Regions from separate parts of the Homo sapiens genome. Here region 1 is linked to region 2. Evidence: chromatin loops called from intact Hi-C (ENCODE). Cell type or tissue: HCT116. All regions are shown on one strand. Links, peaks and the distances in the headings refer to the core of each region. The heading gives the core; the rest is flanking DNA.

Evidence for each region. Peaks named below come from ENCODE experiments on the same cell type or tissue, not always from the same donor. Only the 100,000 strongest peaks of a DNase experiment are listed, where the experiment ranks them.
Region 1: it touches region 2 in a loop (2.1-fold over the local background); 2 of 110 quality-filtered maps call a loop at or near these places.

What each region holds. Positions count from the first base shown.
Region 1 is chr14:30,380,594-30,388,849 of GRCh38, reverse strand. It overlaps LOC112267868 (a long non-coding RNA gene), which reads left to right. Exons shown (of 7, transcript XR_007064106.1): 6 at 2,720-2,838. It overlaps LOC105370430 (a long non-coding RNA gene), which reads right to left. Exons shown (of 4, transcript XR_943705.2): 3 at 7,850-7,992; 4 at 5,229-5,373. Among named protein-coding and RNA genes, the nearest start is that of G2E3, 170 kb to the left of the region's middle. In HCT116, for the core only: no CTCF peak of the experiment used is centred there; no DNase peak of the experiment used is centred there; H3K27me3 peaks cover 3,134 bases.
Region 2 is chr14:30,500,619-30,509,038 of GRCh38, reverse strand. All of the region lies in intron 3 of G2E3-AS1 (G2E3 antisense RNA 1), which reads left to right. LOC105370432 (a long non-coding RNA gene) reads right to left here and starts at 5,599. Exons shown (of 3, transcript XR_943713.2): 1 at 5,498-5,599. In HCT116, for the core only: no CTCF peak of the experiment used is centred there; no DNase peak of the experiment used is centred there; H3K27me3 peaks cover 1,431 bases.

The sequences.
Region 1 (8,256 bases), core at 257-8,256, 120 kb after region 2:
ATTATTACAGCTAAAATTCTTCTTTCAGGTCATGTTTAGCTAACACAAAATGGCCAAATCTAGATCATCTTAGGTTATTCTGATAAAATCTTATTTTTATGTATGAAATATTGTCTGTCTTTGTGTTATCAAATATAGAAGGCATATGCCTTGCTCATTAAAAAGTTGTGTCACACAAATAAGAAGGAAATATTCCCCTTGGATTTTTAAAAGTGCTTTGTCCAGAGAAAATTCCTACTGTCTTAATTTTTTGCAGAAATATCATGATGCAGGGAGTCTGTATGTTAAGAGTGTTTAACTTTAGCCTATGACCTTAAGACCTTAACCAGTCTGGAGTAATGAAGACTGGGAAAGTAAATAAAAATACATGTAATGAATATAAAGTGAGTAAATATACAAATAATCAAATCTGGTTCTTGGTAAATTATTTTGTGGTAGATAATCATATCTAAAGTATGTCTCTTCATCAGGTAAAACACTGGATCAAGAATTCAGAGCTGTAATTTGTCAAGCAAACATCTGGCATAAAGTGTTGATGGAATATATAATAAAACAATACCTTATTATTTGGGAAAAGTAGAAGCCTGCCTTTTTGGAACATGGAAAGATCTATGCTCGAGTCTAGCCATATCCATGACCACATCTGAACAAGCAAGGATTGGAACACAACATTCAGAACAGTCCTCAAATACCTCTGGGTATAAAAAGTCTTAGAGAAGTTGGAAAAGTACACAGGCTGACTTATGGGGGAGAACAGTGATGGGAGCAATTGCACATGTGTTAAGTTCCAGGGGTTGGCGTACGGAAGGAGTGTACACAGGCCAGAGCAGGAGTTCAAGGACACAAAGCTTGTGTAACCCTTGGGGCTACTAGTCAGGAAGGGCAGATAAGAGGAAAAATAGAGACAAGTCAAGGATGATGGCAATTGAATGAATTTCAAATTTGGATTACAGCAGATCACTAATTTATTCAGCCTTTAAACTGATTTTTATGGAGTACTTATTTGTACCTGAACTCGTGCTAAGAGTTGCAGATATAAAGATGAAATAATGTGTTTCCTGCCTTTTAGTGCTGGAACAGAAAGCCAAATATTACATAATATAAGACAATAATCATATTATTAAGAAGGCACTAAAAATTGCATGGGTCCTTCTGGGGAGTCTCCCTCAACCCTAAATTCCCTTCCAGCTACCAAATCGCTTTCCATCACAGCTGAATTTCTATATTTGCTACCCCCGTTCCTTTATCTCTCATTCATTCCTCAACTCACTTCATGCTGGCTTTGGCCGACACCACTCCACCAAAATTGTGTTCAAGTGTCTGCAAAATTCCAAGATAATCTTCAGTCCTTATTTCCTTGACCTTTTGGCAGGATTTGATACTCTTAATTATTCTTTTGTTTTCAGAAATATTCTCTTTCTTTGACATTCCAGGGCAGCATATTCTCTCCCACCTTACTTTCCATTCCTCTGGAGACCTTTCTTCCTCTACCCACACCTTAAATATTTGGGGTCCCCAGAGTTCTTTTTAAATTGTTTCTACCAAAGTTATTTCCTCACAATATTTATCACACTTTGTTATTTCTTTTTTTCTTTTCTTTTCTTTTCCTTTTTTTTTTTTTGAGACAGAGTCTCGCTCTGTCGCCCAGGCTGGAGTGCAGTGGCGCGATCTCGGCTCACTGCAACCTCTGCCTCCTGGGTTCTCATCATCCTCCTGCCTCAGCCTCCCGAGTAGCTGGGACTACAGGCGCCCACCACCATGCCCGGCTAATTTTTTTTTTTTTTAATATATTTAGTATTGTCGGGGTTTCACTGTGTTAGCCAGGATGGTCTCCATCTTCTGATCTCATGATCCGCCCGCCTCCGCCTTCCAAAGTGCTCCCGGCATTACAGGCGTGAGCCACCGCGCCCGGCCACATTTTGTTATTTCATTTACTTTCTTGCCACTGCAAATTTTGTGAGACCAGGACTATATCATCACTGTCTTTCCAGTGCCTAGCACTGTGTAACATGAAGTTTGTGCTTAATAAATATTTACTGAGTGAATGAATAGTTGAATGATCTGAGAGCCTTAAAAGATGAGTAGGAATGGCACAAAAGAAAAGGTAGAGAGTTTTGACTGGGAGGCATTTGAGCAGATGAGCAATATACTGAGACTTGAAGGTCAAATCACTCTAGCAACAGTGTGAGGGATACATTGGAAGAGGGGAGTTCAGAGCAATTGATATTACAATAGTCTTAGTGAAAACGGTGATGGCTATAGAAATGAAGCAAAAGGCAATGGTTCAGGGGATAATTAGGAGGTCGAGCCAATAAACTTTAAAGATGGATTGGTAACTCGGGTAAGGGAGAGAAAGAAATCTTGGATGCCATGGATTCCTTCACTAGCATAGAAAGCACAGGAGAAAAAGCAATTTGGGAGAAAAGTTTAGTTTGGGACCCAATGAGTTTTAGATTCTTAAGTGTTCCATTAGGAGCACAGAAGTTAAATTACATTATAGAAGTTCAGGGACCATGTCAGTTTAATCACATAGTTCATTCTACATGTTGGTGCTTGGTAAATTCTTTTGATGGTATTGATGCAGTATCACATTGCCAATCCTGCACTGCTGTTCTGTTTAGGGGAACCCCTCTATACAAAGCCTGTGTGTTTATTTACTCACACCAATGAGGTTTTATGACTAGGTTGACCTTTACATGAACATTATCTATTTTTGCAGATGCTGTTTCAAAATTGATTAGTTCTCTGACTCGCACACTGAAATCATCCAACCTATTGAAAAAGCAGAATGGGATGTGGATTATAGGGTTTCAGATAACACCAAGTCCCTAGTGAAAGGTATGTTATTTCATTGCTTTGTTCTGCTTTTGGAAAAGTGTAGCTGTGTTTTCTTTTCTCCAACTGTATAGGTCACAGCAATTTTTTTTTCCACTGGGAATTACAAGCTATACAGATGATTTCCAGAGTAGAGTCACAGTCTCACATAAACGCTAAACACAATTAATCAGGGTCTGGAAGGTACATGGAGGGTAATTAGTAGGTTATATGTGGGTCAGTTTTAAGGTCATTTATGAATACTACAAGAAAAACAGATCTTTTGACTTTCTGTGATGAAAAAAGGAAATATATTTAGTGTATTATAATACATGCACTGAAATGGATTAAAAGCATTTTTGATAATTTCATGTCTGTGTATATAAGATTGCTTAAAGAGCAAAACAATACATTGTACTGTATTCATAATGAGAGCATCAACCTCAGTAACCAGCTATTGCAAAAATTTGTCCAATATGCCATAAGTAGTGTCAGAGTTGACAAAAGGGGATTCTGACTCTTAGCTTACTATGCTTGCTTTATACTTCTAAGGAGATAGTCATTTGGTAATCTTAAGCCTTCACAGTAGAACTATAACAAATAAATTCATTATAATAGGACATATTTATAGTGGATCTTACTTCCCATGGCTTGTGTGGGCTTTTGGAGGTTCCCTTGACCAATAGGAGCACCAAATGAGAGGAAATAATATTGACTCCAAGTGTGAAAGTGGAGTAGATATTTAGGAATCATTGAATACAGAGGAGGTTAACAAATTGATGAATTACGGAGTGGATTAAAAACAAAGGCTGTAAAACCCCTTTCTTCACATACTCCTACAGGCTGATCTCACCTACATCCCCATTGTTTCAACCACCCTTCTGGAGAGAACAGATTTCTCCACACTTTCTCCAGCTAAAACCTCATCTCTTGAACTCGGGAGCCACAAATCCAACTGCCTATATCTACATCTAAATCAATTCCTGTCTAAATCTATAATTTGTCAATATCTTTATCTAAATCTCAATGTGTTCAAAGTTAAGCTCATTATTTTCTCCCTAAAACTTCTCCCTGTTCCTGCTCAAATTTCTGATAAACCAAATATGTCTCAGGTATCCTCCTCCTTTTCTCTCTCTCCCTCATTCCTGATAACTAAACAATCACTTCTTAGAATGATTTTGGCTTAGAAATATCTATGGATTCCCTCTTATTCCCTTCCAATGTCACTGTCTTAATTCAGGCCTTGATGATTCTTTTCACCGAATGACTCCAATAATCTCTTAATAAGTCTGTCAGCTTTTAGTCTTTTCTTAGCTTCTCTCATATATTCATTCCTTGACTCTCTACCAGAGTGTTTCATTTTTTATTTATTATTTATTACTTTTATTTCTTATTATACTTTAAGTTCTAGGATACACGTGCACAACGTGCAGGTTTGTTACATATGTATACCTGTGCCATGTTGGTTTGCTGCACCCATTAACTCGTCATTTACATTAGGTATATCTCCTAATGCTATCCCTCCCCCGCCCCCCACCCCACGACAGGCCCCGGTGTGTGATGTTTAAAATACAAATCTGTCCACAGAACTCCCCTCCTTAAAATCCTGCATACTTCCACTCCTCACATAAAATAGAGGTCATCTAGCACGAACTCTCTTACCTTCCTGTCAACTCTCAAGGTGTGTACAATGTATTTGCAGTATTCCATCTATGCCTTTTCTCAACTTCCTTATTCTGGCCAAAGCCAACCTCTGAGCCTGTGATCTGTGTCCCTTTGCTCTCTGCCTCCTCAGAGCTCTCCGGACATAATTTCCAGCCACTCTTTTCATCATCCACTTCTCTACTGCCTCATTCCCCTTAACAGGTAGACACACCCAAGATTCCCTGATTGTAAACAACAAAAATCATTCCTCAGATGCAACAAGACCCAAACAGAACTCCGCATTTCCCCACACCATCTGTGGTTAACTGCTTTTGCCCTTCAAAACTTAGCTCAAGTTGCAACCCCAAACCCCCACTTTGTACTCTGCCATCTTGCATATTTATCTGTCAAACACTTCATGTATCATGGTTGACTGTTTTCTTGCCTGTCTTTTCTATTAAACTGTGAGCTTCTTGAATGTAGGAACTGGCATTCTATCATTATTACCAGCAGTTAATTAATTAAATAGTAAGTGTAAATGTCAAACCATAAGCTCTGGTCTGAACACTCTTCTTATTTTTCAAAAATTTCGATTTTAAGTTCTCAAATTTAATCAATTCAGATTTCCTACACTGCTGTCCCCAGCCCCCACTTCCCTAAGGATCGTGTAGGTTCCAGGCAGGTTATGAAGTACTGATGTGAATGAGGGTGGGGGATGGGATATGTTTGGTCCCTAATTGTCCAATCTGGCGTACCTGAGCCTCCTCACTCCTGCATGGTCTCCATTTATGGGTCATTCAAGTGGCTACACCTTCCTGATCCAGATCACAAGCTATGCTGGCCTGTTCTCTCTTGACTCCTTCTGTCTCCTCTCTGTGCACATGTAATTGGAATTTCTCTTATTTCCTCTTCTTCCTGAGATTAGGACAGGAGTTTAGCAAGGAGCAGGCCTTCTTCTTAGGAAATACTAATGTCTTAGGTTTCTTAGTTTCTTCTCTCTCTCTCTTTCTTTGCCCCAAGGAATTAGCTTTTAGGTCAAATTGGCTTGACCTTAGCTTCCAAATCTGTTGGCATAAATATTATGCTCAGAGTCTTTCAGGGATTAGGGTTTTGAAACCTCAAACCCTACTTTATTAATTCTGAGGCTTTCTTCTGCAAGAAACAGATTGCCTAACTAAAATGTAGCCTCCATAATAAAAAGATTTAATGATATTATATGAGAGGAGGTGGGGACAGGGGACAATTCTTGGGTTGGTTTATAGCACAGCAATGTCAATTATGATTCAGGCTTTTTCCTTCTCTCCACTCCTCCATCCTTGGTATATTGATTTGGTTTGCAAACTATTTTCTCATGGAGTCAAGATGGCTGCCTGTCTCTTTCTCTAGTCTCATTAGGGAGGGGCATATAATATATCATATTACACTTTAAGAAGAAGAAATAAAATAGTATAAGATCAAATTGTAGATGATATGGTAGTATGTAAAGTACTTCCAACCACAATAAACAGGGAGATTAAATGATCAGGGCAACTTCAATATAACAAATGACATTGGCATAAACAATGTATCTACATTTGTCCAACATTTGGAGACATGTATGAAGGATTTTATTTAGCTGGCATATATAAAACTTCTCTACAAAATGCACATATTAGTAGTAGTAGTCAATAAAATCACCAAAGAAAAATTAAAAAAAAAAGAGAAAGAACTTGTCCAAGATGTAATCCCAAAACCAAATGCATTGGAAACTCATACTCCTATGTGAAGATTCAAATGTCATGCTTTGGCATAAACGATACTACACAGGTTTTCTGATGAAGTTTTATCTGCACCTTCATCAGCTTACTCTGCTTACGATAAGCTTGTTCCTGCTTTTGCTTACTTATAAACCATTTTATTTCCATTTTTAAAGTAGTCCTCTTAGACTCATCTTTACCTCTCTGAGATCAACCTATAGGCTGCCAAGCCAGGTCCTGTAGCAGCCAAGATTCAAGGCATCTGGTCTCTTTTCATAATCACATTAAATCCCTGGATAGCTATATATTTTACTCCAGAAGGAGGAAATTGTTTATATCTGGCTCTCGTCCTTCCTTAGTTTGCATTAGAACCAGAAAATTATGCATTCTTGAGTTGAACCAACTCACAAAATAACAAATGAGTAATGATACTTGGCTCTTGTTTTTCTTTTTTAATTTTAAAGGACATAATGTGTGTTATCTTAGAGAATGTCAGTTTGCTGATTCAAATTTGGCCATGTGGTTGAATCCAGCCGCCCTTTATAACTCTACCTTCTATATATTTTGGATTTCTTTCACATTCCAAATAACATCAGTGAATGCATTTTCAAGGCCAAAATTGGGAGGATTCCTGCCTGGATTCTTGTTGAGAACTATTGTAACCTCAGAACTATCTTCTGCAGGCCATGACCTTTTTTTCCTCTCCATCATATTCCAGAACCTTAAAATCTGGGGCATGTAGGATCCCTTACACACTACCTGCCAAGGAGATTGTCTAGCTGAGAATTAACCCAAATGCATGTATTTTTATAAAGTTTCAAAAATGAGCTCCTAATGTTATCCTTTGTCAATCATCTACTTATTATTTATTAGATTTCTATAGCACCTTTTCTGCAAAGAGCTCAATGTATCTTAAACACATGCTACAATGCACTTTAAGTAGGTGTTACCGAATTTGGCATTATATGTGAGAAATACTGCTAAAATTATGAATTCCAACTGCAAATTATCGAAGGAATAAAAGGAAATTTCAGCATCATTTAAAAATGATATATATATACATATATATATATATATTAAACAGGTCTGTTAGCCCTGTCAGAACCTCTCTCCAAAAGAATTGCAGGGTTATATTTGAAACAGTGAACACTACCTATAAATATAGGCACTTAACTGGTATTTGAAATGTTATGCAGCTTTCCTGTTTGCAAAGGTTCTGATGTTTCCTTTGATTTCTAGAAATACAACAACAGCCATTTCCATCAAAATGTCAAGTGACAGGCCCAATAGTCCTTGGATGTTTATTAGGTTGGACTTATAGGGGCTCCCCATTCTTTCACAGGTAATATGCTGTTTATTTTCTTTCTTTTTGCCATCAGTGTTGACTGAGCACAAGGGAGCTATCATCAATGAACTGTCCCCTCAACAGCAGAGGGAGGAGAGCATGAGGGTAATGGAGGAAATTACTATGCCCTCCCTTCTTGGAAGAGAAAAATAAACACTTTATAATCTTTAAGTCAGAGGTAATTCAAAAAGTCCGAGGCAGGCAATGCTGTCCAATTTAGAGATATTTTCTCGTTCTTTGCCATAAAATACCACTCCCTCCCCAAACTACAACAATAATAAAAGAAACCCCACAAAGAACCAACTCTGACCTCCCCATCCTAGATATCCCAAATTGTGGGCTTCAGTTGCATTCTGCCCTTTTCTTTTCTTCCTTCTTCTTTTTACTTGGGTAGATTGCTTTCAGGTGGGGCAGTCTTCATTCCACATGAGCTTTGAAATCATATCCCTGGATCTGTATAGAACGGCAGTAGTTCAAGGTATTAGTAGCAGCCTTCCATGGTAATACTGTCATTAGATCATTATGACTATTCTAAGGTTCTGCCTGTGAGCATGGCATGAATTTTATATTTGGAAATAAAATCCTCCCGGGATACCACAAAGCTGCACGCTGGCCTTGCCCCTTCTCGCTGCCCGTTAGGATTGGCTGCCCTGCCTTGGTCTTGTGTTACTCAGGAATAAGTCCTGCCGTGTTTGTTTCACATAAGAACCCCTTCAA
Region 2 (8,420 bases), core at 132-8,131:
CTTCTCTGTTTTTCCTTAGAGATTATAAGCCTTTGGAGGCTCTGAATGGTGTCTTATTTATTCTAATATCCCTTGTACCTCCCATACTGTCTCGCATGCAATAAACCCTTATGAAACATCTGCTGAATAAATGAATAAAGAAACTTTAGCTGAGTCTTTCTTAAATAAACTTTCATGTGATCTGTAGAAAAGTAAACTTTTTGCCATGATAACTCCAAAATGCTACAAATTACTCTTATGCTAAAATTTGCTGAGAAAAATAAAAGAGAAAAACAACACTTCCCCATAAAGTTATATAATGGAAGAACAAAAATCAACTTTTTAAAATCAGAGAAATGAAATATTTTTTACTATGAGAAAAGCAAGGAAATGGTTTTGTTGACTGTAAATTAGAAATATACTATTATGTGGATCAAATCATATTATTAAAAGTTGAATTGATTAAAATACTCAATTTGGCTTCATGACGTAAAATGACTGGTGTTTCATTTTCTAACTGCTTTGCCAGGTTTTACAGACTGAACTGACAGTACAAAACAATGTTAGGACTTCACATAGGAAATGTGAAGGTAGAATTAAAGGCTCTGAATCCAGATGAACAACAGATGTAATGAATACAGCTAATCAGAGCACATAAAGCAACATCACACAGTAAATAACACACAAAAAGCCAGATGATATAATGTTAAGTGAAAAAAGCAGAAAGTGAAAATATGTATTTACTCAGACTTTCAGAAATGGCAGAGTTATTTAACCAGAATAACCTTCGCACAGATAACTATTATATATGATATATTTACACCTCTCTCCACACCCTAACCACCCATTTGAAAGTACTGGAGACCAACAAAACACTCAGATACCAGAGAGAGTCTACCTTTGAAAGACAGGAATTGCAACAGTGAGATTTGTGAGTATGCACCTTTTTGCCTGAGGGTACATCCTGTAGGGACCAAGAGCTTGGTCCTCTGAAAGTTCACTGAAAAATCAACTTGGCAAAGGCAGATTAATTGGAGAAAAGGCATACAAATGTATTTAATGAGTATACACAGGAGCCTTCAGAATGAAGACCCAAAGATATAGAGGAAACTGTCCATTTCAATGCTTAGGTTCAATAAATTATAAACAGCCATGTAGAAATATGGTTGGACAAAAATATAATAGTAATAGACTGAGTGGGGAAGCCCAGCATGGCCTGTCTGTCTGGATTCTTGGCCTCTCCGAGCAGTATTCCTTCCTTTTGGGTGTGGGGCAGGACCCTCTTTGGAATAGGGGGTCTTATGACCTACAGGCAAACAACGTAGGTCAGATTAATTTCTTTATGGCTAGTTCTTACACAGAATATTTTAGGTGTTATGGTTGGCTTTGGGGTGAAGGGGTTCTTCTGGTTTCTATGACTGTCTTGGGGAATACGGTTTCTAGTTTCTGTGGCTGGCCTCCGGGAAGAACGGGACTGAGAGATACAAGGGTAGGAGGGGTCAAAGAAAAACCTTTGCCTGTGAGTCTGCTTCTGTGGCCTTCATTTTGGAGTGTTGTTTTCTGAGGCCCCATAGTACCAAACTTCATGGGCTCTGGGTAACAGAAAGTTGCAGTTTTACTGGCTTGAGGTAAAAGAGGAAGTGAGTTCTAGATTGGCAGAGAAGCTGGAAGGATTGAGGAGGAAATTCCTGGAAAGGAGGAAGCTGCGGAAGGAGGGAACTTCAAAATTTGTGTATAAATTCCACCCAAACCCCCACTTGACTACTATATATGCCCAAGAGACTCCAGTGTCCTGGTGAAAATCAGCAGCTGGAATATGAAAGAATTGGGCAGAAATTTTAGCTGCTGCCCACTACTAGAGAAATAGAGTTCAGATTGTGAGATTAGCCAAGTTAACTACCTGCTAGGACAAAAATCAGCGCTCTTAAGAAGAATATAAATTCCAGAGTCTCTATAATATAGCTTTTGTAATGTCTAGAATACGATAAAAAACTAGGTATGCAAACTTGTGGGAAAATGTGATCTATAGGAGAAAATGCAATTATTAAGATCTAGTCACCAGATGATTCAGATGCTACAATTAAAACGTAAATATTTAAAAGCTGCTATTATAAATGCATTAAAAAAACTTAAAGGAAAAATAACAAATTAACTGAAAATTTTGGCAGAGAACAAGAAACTAAAAAAAGAGCCAAAAAATTATAGAAATGAAAAATACATTAATTAAATTTAAAAATTAAATGGGTGAGATTAAAAGTAGATTAGAGATGGCAGAAAACAACAGTCAGTAAACTTGAGGGTGGATCAATACAAGTTATTAATCTGAAGAGTAGACAAAAAGAAGAAAAGAATGAAGGAAAATGAATAGTGTCTCAGAGGCAAACGGGACAATATCAAGGGGTCTCATATATGTGTAAACTGATCTCCCAAAGGTGAGGGGATAGAATAGGGAAGGATAAAACATCCTGAAACATAATGGTTGAAAATTTATAAAAAATAAACTTACAGATCCAAGAAACAACAAACTCCAAAGAGAATTATTATAAGGAACACCACACCTAGGCACATCATAGTCAAAATCATAAATCTGAAAGAGAAAATCTTGAAAGCAGCCAGAGAAAGACAATATATTACAAACAAGGAAATAACAGTAAGCATTCTGCTTCCACTGCCTACTCCTCTGAAATCACTGAGACCGGTTGACAATGGAACATTTTTAGACCACTGAAAGAAGAAAAAAAGTCAGTCAAGAATTCTAAAACAAGAAAAACTATCCATCAAAAATGAAGATGAAACAAAGACCTTTGAAGATAAACAAAAACCAAGAGAATTTGTTGCCACAAGACTGTAATATAGAAATACTAAAGGAAATTCTTTAGATGGAAGAGAAATGACACAATTGTAACTTGTATATACAGGAACAGATAAAGAGCATTAAAAATGATAAATATTTGAGTAAATATAAAAGGCTACATATATTTTTCTATTTTCTCTTAATCTATCTCTTCCAGAAAACATTTAAATAGAGACAGGATCTTGCTGTGTTGCCCAGACTGGACTTGAACTCCTGGGTTCAAGCAATTCTCCTACCTCAGCCTGCAAGTAGCTGGGACTACAGGCATGCACCACTGTGCCTGGCTCTCTTAATTTCTTTAAAAGACATTATTAAAAGCAAAAATTATAGTACTGTTTTCTGTATTGGGGTCTTTAATAACAACAATAGCACAAGGAATGAGAGGGTTAACAGAGCTATTTGGTTGCAAGATTCTCATATTTTAAATGAAATGGTATAATATTGACTCTAAATGTACTGTGACAAGTTAAAGATGCATATCTCTAGATCAACCACTAGGAGTAGAGGTATAGCTAAAAAGCTAATAGAATAATTAAAATAAAATTATTAAAAATATTTAACCCCAAAGAGGTCAGAATAGGAGGAACAGAGGAATAGAAATGACAAGAATAGTCCAGGAATGGTGACTCACGCCTGTTAATCCCAGCACTTTGGGAGGCGGAGGCAGGAGGATTGCTTGAGCCCAGGAGTTTGAGACCAGCTTGGGTAACATGGTGAAATCCCATCTCTACAAAAATATGCAAAAATTAGCCAGGTGTGGGGACGCACAACTCCCAGCTACTTGGAAGGCTAAGGTGGGAGAATTGCTTGGGCCCAGGAAGCAGAGGCTGTGGTTGGCCAAGATCACACCACTGCACTCCAGCCTGAGCGACAGACTGAGACCCTTTCTCAAAAATAAAACAAAAAACAAACAAACAAACTGAAAAAAAAAAAACCCATAAATCACAAGAATAGATGAGAAAAATGGAAAACATAGCAAAATGAGGTAGATCTAAATCCAAAGATATGATTATACCAAATATAGTTCGATTTAGGTATACCATTGAATATCATTATTATGCTGAATACTGTAAGAAGCAGAGATTGTCAGACTGTTTAAAATAAATAAGACCCAATTGTATGCTGTCTGCAAGAGATACATTTTTTTGCTTTTTCTAAAAAGGACCAAATAAGTTGCAAGAAAAGGATGTAAAAAGTATATACCAGGCAAACAATAAGCACGAAATGTATAATAGATTAAAAGTGTCAGAAATAGTGTTGAATGAAACATTATGCAGCAATGAAAATGAATAAATAACTATGCACAACAATAAGGATGCTCCTCACAAATAATACTGAATGAAAACCCAGTCACATATAAAAAAATGCAATTGAATAATTTCATTTATATTAAGTTCAAAAAAGCAAAACTAATCTATGGTGTTTGTTGTCAGGATGGTGGTTTTCTTTAGGGAAGATTGGGCAGTAGGTGCTGGATAAGTATACAAGGGGACCTTCAAAGTGCTGAATAATGTTCTTATTTCTTGCTGTGGGTACTGTTTACATCAGTGTGCTTACTTTGTTACTAATTGAACTGGACACTTAAGATTTGTGTACTTTATCCATGTTTTACTTCAATAAGAATGTTTGTTTTAAAAGATGGGCTGAATTAGGCTATGTAAAATCTAGAGAAATACCACACAATTAATGAATTGTCTCACCAATAAAATCATAGTGCAAAGAAAGAGTATATTTTGAGGGAAATACGTAAAAGAAATACTCATCTATAAAAATTTTAAGTTTTTGAAAACCTCAACAGTTTGGAGCTATGGATAGTGAATCATAATTAATGATAACTCTTTAGAATACTTTGTAAATGCTTTTGAAGTTTATTTAAAAAAATAAGCATAGCACCATAAATAAGGAGATACCCACATCACTTTATATATCTTGAATTTGCAATAATATTTTTATTACCATTCTCATGCTTCAAGGTCTCCTTCCTTCTACATTCTTTTACAAAATCATTTTAAATTTGTTTTGCTATATTGCAGATAATTTCCGTGCTTAATACTTTTGTGATAGGACTTGGAACTGAACTGTTGACTCCAACTTCTAGGGTTGTGTTTTTGGTGTCAGACATCTGTCGTTATTTGGATGTTCGAGGTGGAAAAATCTTGGGCAATCATTATTTAATTAACTCAGCTTAGTTAAACATATGAGATTATCTGATATTTGGCTTGATGATATCTTGCCAAAGCTCCTGCCTTTAGCTCCTTCTTCACCCTCAATTCCCTTGAGAGCTAACAAATACAGGAACACAGTTTGAACTTCGGAGTTTATTTTCTTCCAGCTTTAGCTATCTTAAAAGTTCACTGCTAAAGCCTTTATTAATTCTTAACCAGTTTCTTTACTTTTCCTTCTGAATTCCAAGTTCTTCTTTTTCTGATATTCCCATTAGGAATGGCTTCAGTTTGAGCATATATTGAAATTTCTATGGTTTCTAGAAAGATACACTGAAATCCAGATTTATTAGAATTCCACATAAGGGTTATTTGTGGTAGGCAGTAGTACCGTGTCCCACATTAACAATTACATCATTGGCATTTCTAGCTTTTAGAATTCTAGGTATTGTTTTCTACTTCATTTTACTTTTAATTATTTCCAATTTTCTATGCCAATTACCTTTATAATCAGAAAAAAATCCTAAAATATAGCAATCAGTTATGGTGTCTTGGAACTGGCTCTTATTGGTTCAGGAGAGCAGAGGATGTGCATCTTTTCCTAACTTCCTGTTCAGTGACCTCATGTTGGTATTATGACATCAGCAAAGATGGGAACATTTGCACCATGGAAACTGGCAACACTAAAATTCAGGGTTTTGATTTTAGAGAATCTGCTTACCAGCAATCTACAGGCAAGCAGCATCTCTACATAACCTGAAAGAGTAGTCAGTTGATTCTATAAACAGCAACTATAAACACATAAATACAGAAGGTGGGGCATGGCTGCCTTCATACCTCACTAATTTTGGCAAAACCCAGCCTTTGAGAGCTTGGTGAACAGCTTGTGGAAAATGAAAACATTAAATTGCTGGCTGGTCGGAAGCGAATTCTGGGATGGGAAGAACAATTGCAGCTCTCAATTCTTTGGCTTGCAGTAAACAAGGCCACAAAGGGCCTGAGAATTATTTTATTCCTTACATAGGAAGACATCTTACTAGCCTTACCGAGGGCTAACCAAGAAATGATAAGTTTATGTTTTAGCTGCATTTGAAATTTGGGTTACATATAAGTGCTGTGAATCACTGGAATGTGTGACAAAGTTAGTCACATAAAGTCTTCTTCTTTGGTGACTTTTCAGAGACCAGAATTTTTTTGAGGCAGGGGTTGGGGGTGGGGGGTTGGTTTTATTTTTCCTGAAGGCAGAAGGAAAATTACATGGTATTTTCATAATTTCTTTTAAATTTCTTGTAAGAATTACATTCACCTAAAAATAGTGGGGGAAGTGTTATTTTCAATCAGAGTTACTGGGTCTTACTATAGTGCTTTTCTCACCATGATAGTGTCAGGGAATGAGGCTACTGCTGAGGATGCATTATTACTATTCACAGCAATATTTAAAGACACAAAAATAGAAACGTTGATATTCTGTTTTAATGCCCAAATCAAAGCAATTGGAAATTGCTTAAGTGGGCCAGTTTTAAATTTTTTAAATGCAAAAGACTTCTAACCAATACCAAGCAAGAAATGTGCTAGAAACTAATTGGAATATTGTGCTCAAAAGTGATTTTAGTTGGGGTTCAACTGGGCTCAATTAAACAGACATTTGTGATGCATTTTAAAAAAATATGGTGGCCACTGCTTTGGAAATTAGAGAATATTGGGAAGACACACAGTGTTGGCTCTCAGTGTTGACCTCAAAGTGGTCAAAGCATAGTTGGAAGGGCTGTCACATAAACAGAAAAACCATCATTGTTAGACTGACCCAAATCCCAACAACATTAGATCCATGTGATTTTATAAAGTATGCCTGGTTGCCTAAGCTCTCAGAACCCTAAAATAGGCCCTTGCCTTGTTGTCTGCTGTAGTCATGTGATAATTAATACACTGAAAACTATTTTTACATGACAAAATAGCCAGTCAATTGAGGAAAAACAATCCAGTTATATCATACAATAAAAAGAAAAATTACTTAAATTGGTTGTTTTGTAAAATTCAAAGAGAACAATGAATTATTTTAATAAAATGTTTGTTAGAATTCGTTACAGTGTTTGCATAATTGCTTTTTTGATTTTGTACCGGTTGTTTGATGTAATGAATAGAATGAACCTCGGAGTCCTGAAAACACTGCCACTATGAAACTATGAAAAAGGAGACAGCGAAATAGACTTGTCATCCTGTGCAGGTAAAACAAAATAGTGGCTTATGGGTGTGATGAGTACAACTAATTTGAAATTATCTAGACAGGAGGAGTCATGGCTAGGCTTTGCTTCCACATTATTTTAGTTTTAGGAAGGTGAGACTATAGCATTGAGGACATTATTGGCGTAATGAGAAGAATTCCACTTCTGTACACCTAAACTGTTATCTGGAAGAAAATGCTAGTTTAGACAATATGAATTTATTTTTTGACATATTTATGAAAGAGGCCTTTTAGCTGTTTTCTTTAGATAGGTTGTTATATTCAAAATATTCTTTTCAAATTCTATTGAGTTTTATGTGATCAGTATAGTAATTAATAGAACCTTAGTCTCTTAAGTAGGCAACAGAGTAAAGAAACCATTTTAAAAAGGAACCAGAGACACAAAAGGATAAATAATTTTCAAAAGAAAGCAAAATATCATCTAAAAAGTGAATTGTTATCTGTCTTGATCAGATTCTTCAATGGCCTGCATTGTGAGATTCTTGAATGTACAAGAACTCCTTCTGATGGCTTCCTGATCTATACAGAAGCCACCTGAGATGGACAATTTTAAAAGATGATAAGGTTCTATGCAATAAGCCAGTTTCGTTCCTTTTGAAAAATGGTATATGAATAAACCAGATCAACAGAGACTCTCAAATCTCGCTTTAGATACTACTTCTACTTCACTCCTTTTCTTCTACCCTGGTAACTTTAAGTAAAGTGTGTGGGAAAAACCACCCCCTAAAAGTTTCAGGCTTTCTCTCCCAGTTCTTTCTGATCTGTTCTTGATTGTAAGAATTAATAAGGAGCAAAATGAACAAAAGCTGGGTCCCAAAGAAGAAGGCAAGAGCCAGAACAATCAACAAACCTATGAGTCTTACCCTAAAAATGAGAGACTTGTCTTCAACAGTTGAGGGAATAAACAAAGTCTTAAGCCTGTAGCAGTGTAGTTCACCCCATGGCAGAACATCAGCAATGCCTAGGTCTAAAATGAAATGACCTACTCATGACAGCAAAGTGTTTTTGATACAATACCCACGAAGGCTTTAGGGGTAGAATAGCATTTCAAATTGAAGAAGGTATCAGTTTCAATATCTCTTTCAGAAAGTCTTTTGGTGGCGTGTTGTGTAGGTGTGCTATGGATGTAAAGATATAAATTAAGTACCTTCTGAGTTCAATTAATTAGTTTTATAGGGAGAAC